Linked DNA regions of Homo sapiens: region 2 is linked to region 1. A link is an interaction called in ENCODE POLR2A ChIA-PET data of the cell type or tissue named here. Cell type or tissue: OCI-LY7. All regions are shown on one strand.

Region 1 (2,500 bases):
TTCCTCAGTCTGCCTAATAGTTGGTTCCAAGATCCCCTCAGGCCCAAAATACTACCTCACGAATCACTCTGGAAGGGTCTTTTCTGGGCCTGGGCAGCCATTTGTCCTTGTGCTGGTAGTTCTGAACAGGCACTGCTTAACTTGCCCATTCCTATTACTCCCTATGGAATGGATTACTTTTCATGAGGATCATGGCACTTCAAATCCCATAAAATACCGTCAACATGGGAAGTCAGTTTGTGGTTAGTGGAATCTCAGGTGCTCCTAACTGACCAATTTGACAGTCCTTAGCAGTTGTCTTGGGTTCCTGCCAGCCTGCAGGCCCAGCTTAAGTGCCTGGAGAACCCCGTCCACATGCTGCCTCACAGGTCCCAGCTCCTACATCACATTGTACATGGCTTCATCATCTTCCTCCTTCCACCTGCAACATCCCAGACTCTTTGCCTCCTTCCAAGCATTTTTAAAGTACTCCCCTCCCCAATTTTAAAAGTAATATATGTTAAATATCTCAGGGGAAAGAAAGCACTTCAATCCCATCATCTAGAGATAATCACTTCCTATTTACACATCTACTGAGAAGGCCATAAGTTAATCCTGGGCCCCATAAGGGCTCCACATCCCCTGCCTTGAGGTTCTGCCAGACACCGAGGTAACAGAATCGTGACCACCAGGTGTGGCAATGCATGCCTATAGCCCCGGCTGCTCAGGAGGCTGAGGCAGGAGGATCGCTTCAGTCTAAGATTTTGAGTCAGCAACATGGTGAGACCCCATCTCTTTAAATAAAGTAAATTAAAAATAGAACCATGACTCACTGCCTACTTGCAAAATCACCAAGGTAGATTGGCCTTTAGACTCTTCTATATTAAGCCTCTTAGGTTTCACACAAGAATGATGAACCAACCATCAACTTTTTTTTAAGGCACATGGGTCTGTATTCAGTAGATAGGTTAGAAGAGCTGCACTTTGGCACTTGCCAAAGACCACAATATCAAGTTCACTGTCACTCAATTTTAGCAAAACATTTGTTTAAAAAGATAAATATTGAGGAGCATTGCTTAAAGGATCTTCCTACTATTTTAGATATTCTCAAATCTATTCTGGGTTCAAGACAGAGAGCAAAAAGCTGGGTATATGGAGCACATTGGTTAACTTTCTCCAATGTTTGATCATTCTGAATTGTGCTTTGTGTTGAAACATATGAAGCTTATTGTAGTATCTGTTGTCGAGATGTTTTCAGACGATGACTACATCACATAATGTCTTCTTAAGAACCTCAGGGAGAAATGACTGTTTCACTTCTAGCATTTATAGGCTGCTTGGAAACCTGAGAGCCAAAATTGGGGTCCACCATAGCAAGTGTAGATTAATATGCCTTGCCCATTTTTTTTTTTTGGCTTTGTTCTTGACTTCTCTTTTTGTTTTCTTCTTTTGTACTTAATTGTGTGCTATCCTGTATTTTATACATAAATGAGTTACGAAAAATGCCTCATCCTCCCCAAAGTCCTATGAGATCTCTAGGCCCTTTTTAAAGAGATCTCTAGGTCTCCCTATTTATATTTATAGACACTACTACATTTTGAATTTATACACAGCCTTTTATCCTGAGCAACTTCAGAAAGGGAAAAGTTAATAACTTTCTCTCATGATCTCATTGTATTACTAGGTTGGAGATGCTTGATGCTGCAAAGAACAAGATGCGAGTGAAGATCAGCTATCTAATGATTGCCCTGACGGTGGTAGGATGCATCTTCATGGTTATTGAGGGCAAGAAGGTGAGAAGGGGTTTCTTCTCTATCCAGTATGTATGTTCTCCACCAAGAACCTAGAGTAAATCAGGGATTGACCCTTGTATTTACCCTCTGAGAAGAGGAGGCTACTTTCTACATTACATGAGAAAAGATAAGCAAAAAAATAAGACATATTGGGAACAAGCCTGGAATATCATCCTTGGGGATAGATAGCAAATCCTAACTTTGGCGTGGTGAAGAAGGACTAGATTCATTTTGTGTAATGTAAATTTAAAAAGTGTTTCTGATGACAGGTGTCATAATGTAAATTAAGAAATAGGACACTGGCATATTTAATCACCCACTGCATATTTCCAGAGTGCTCTTGGTACCCAAGTGTATTTACCCTCACCATAACTGCCTTCAGCATGGTGAGCTTTCTTAGCGGGGTTCTTTATTTGAAGCTCAGCCAGACAGGGCCATGTGTCTAAGGACCACAGCTCCTAAGCAGTACATAGGAATACAAGTCCAGAAATCTTTAGCACAGATTATAATTAATAGCTATCACTAATTGAACACTCACTGCATTCCAGGTACTTTTCTAGCTGGTATCTCATCTGAACCTCACAAAAACACTGTAAGATAAGTATTATTAGGACCTGATTTATAGATGAGGAAAACTATAGCTTAGAAAGCTTTAGTAACTTGCCCAAGGCCACATATCTCCTTAATGACGAGCCACAGTGTGAACCTAGACCCAATTCAGGTAATAG
Region 2 (2,500 bases), 340 kb before region 1:
GGCATGCCAAATGCAGTTGAATCAGGTGAAAGTCAAGCAACAAAGCTGCCTAAAATAAATTTTATGTAAGGTAGGGTGCCAAAATCATTAAAATAAAATTCTATTCTATAACTGTAATCACGTAAGTGCTTTCATGAAGTTGTCTATGAAAACTTTCTTTTTCGCTTTCTGGACTTCAAATATTTTAAGTTTGCTTTTCATTTACAAAGATTTTTTTGCTCATTAGTAATCATGAACTGTATTCAAACTTACACTTCTAATTCTAGAAGATATATAAACTACCATTTTTTAATTATAAAAATGTTTATATATCTTGCTTTAATAATTTCACCTCTAGGGATCTAGCTAGTTAAATAACAAGAGCTACGGAAACATATTTGTGCACCAAAATGTTTATTACATTATTTAATGTAATGAAAAATAAGAATCAACCTAAATAAGTAGAAGAATAGGTAAGTAAGTTAAAAATGAAGTTAATAATGACTCCTTAATGAGAGAAGACAACATAAGGCTACATACAGAATTGTAAAGAAAATAATCCACAGAATGTGTGTTTTATTTTGGTAAATGGTTCCTAAAACTAAGTAAGTACATAGAAAGATTTTTTTTTTTTTTTTTTTAAAGACAGAGTCTCACTCACGTTGTCACCTAGGCTGGAGTGCAGTAGTGCAATCTCAGTTCACTGCAGCCTTCACCTCCCGGGTTCAGGACACGCCACCACACCCAGCTAATTTTCTTGTATTTTTAGTAGAGACACAGTTTCATCATGGGGCTGGTCTCAAACTCCTGACCTCAAGTGATCTGCCCACCTTGGCCTTCTAAAGTGCTGTATTATAGGTGTGACCCACCGCACCTGGCCTAGGAAGAATTTTAGAAAGAAAGCTCCATATCAGGAATTGAGAAGCCGGTGTTTTAATTGAGAATATATTTGCACAGAAAAATCTTGGCATAAATATTGGTTTACAAAACAAACAAACAAAGTAATGTCCTTTAATCTTGGATCAGGAGCTGCCCAACAACTCCAAAAAGTCAGCTCATGCAAAACCATCCAAGGACAGATGAATCAGCCAAACAAGAGAGAAAGGGGAAGGGAAAGTGTCTTTTCACAGGCAGCTTTTGAGGCAGTGCATAAACCATGCCTCTGCACCATCCAGACCAGACAGTTGTGACACAGGGTTGACAAAGCAGGACAACGAAGGGTAGCTGCTCCTAAGGTGGGGATGATGCTGGAGCAAGGGGGAGCACCAAGAGGAAAAAAAAAAAGCATAAAAATAAGATAGCATAGTAAAAAATAAGATAGTCATAGTAGTTACCTCTTGATTGATGGGATTATGGAAATAGGGTTATTTCTTTGACTAAAATTGCCAGATCTTCAGTACAATTACATTGCTCTGCTGAGCAGGATGAAATCAAGTTGAAAAGTAATCTAGTAGTGAGGTACAGCCCGTATGCTGCAAATGGCCAACATAGATCCTCAGATGACAGAAGTGAGTGATGCAGGCCTGTGGTTTACGTACAGCTCCATGACGTATGAATGGCAGAAGCTGTGTATGTCCACAGGCGAGCCCCATTTCAAGAAGTGCTTCTGGTCACCACTCTGTTGTCCTGTGTATAAGGATGTGGTTCAGAACAGCCAAGTCTTATATTTCAAGAGGAGCCAGAAAGACAAACTTACCAGTGAAATCCTAATATTTATATAATAGCTCAATATCTGGAGGGGCTGGTTTGGTATAAATCACCAGTTTTACCTCTGACCTCTGTTAATGCATCAGAGGTTCAGGAGAGAGTGAGAAAATTGTAAATGGAATATTTTAGGACTATTATATTGGGGCCCAGGCTTTAGTGAGTCAGAGCGAGAAAGTAGGGGGCTGAAACTATTTGACTATTAATTTATTCAATAAAGTTTTATTTAATGTTGGAAAGATGAAGATGAATCAGATAGAAATCCTGTTTAGAAGCTTCTATGGGAAGAGATATCACCATAGCTAATATGTCTTAGCCTCTAAAAGGAATTATGGCAAACTATATTGTATCATATATGATCTCATTTAATCATCATAACTGCAGGAGGTAAGTAGTATTATCCCTGATTTTCCATAAGTGAAAACTGAGTCTCTCTTAGTTACATAGCTGACAACACAACCAGGATTCCAAATGCCAGTCTGATCCCAGAGCCAAGCTATGAACAACCATGCTATATATTATGGCAGATCAGGGAAGGAAGACATTACTTCTAGCAGCAAGAAACATTTGTGGATGAAAAGATTTGAGCTTGGAGAGAGCTGTGTTGAGCCATGTCCAAAACAATTTTTGGCAACCATACGATAAAGGTAAAAGCCAGAGATTGAAAAGTAAAAGCTGGTGGACTAAAAATGGTCCATAGACAGAGAGTCATCAAAACAACAAAACAAAACAAAAACCTTAATCATAATTAATTGCCAATATTTCAAAAGTCTGGAGAATTCACATAAGTTTAGATTTCCAGCTCTTCTGGAGAATT

The links. Peaks named below come from ENCODE experiments on the same cell type or tissue, not always from the same donor. Only the 100,000 strongest peaks of a DNase experiment are listed, where the experiment ranks them.
Region 2: POLR2A ChIA-PET joins it to region 1 with 6 read pairs; 2 of 35 experiments call an interaction of 5 or more read pairs at or near these places.

The regions. Positions count from the first base shown.
Region 1 is chr3:122,405,618-122,408,117 of GRCh38, forward strand. FAM162A (family with sequence similarity 162 member A) reads left to right here. Exons shown (of 5, transcript NM_014367.4): 4 at 1,664-1,772. Among named protein-coding and RNA genes, the nearest start is that of WDR5B, 9.2 kb to the right of the region's middle. RefSeq lists an enhancer at 843-892. In OCI-LY7, no CTCF peak of the experiment used is centred here; no DNase peak of the experiment used is centred here.
Region 2 is chr3:122,062,992-122,065,491 of GRCh38, forward strand. All of the region lies in intron 1 of CD86 (CD86 molecule), which reads left to right. Among named protein-coding and RNA genes, the nearest start is that of CD86, 8.9 kb to the left of the region's middle. In OCI-LY7, no CTCF peak of the experiment used is centred here; a DNase peak (open chromatin) is centred at 1,120; H3K4me3 peaks cover 341 bases; H3K27ac peaks cover 1,043 bases.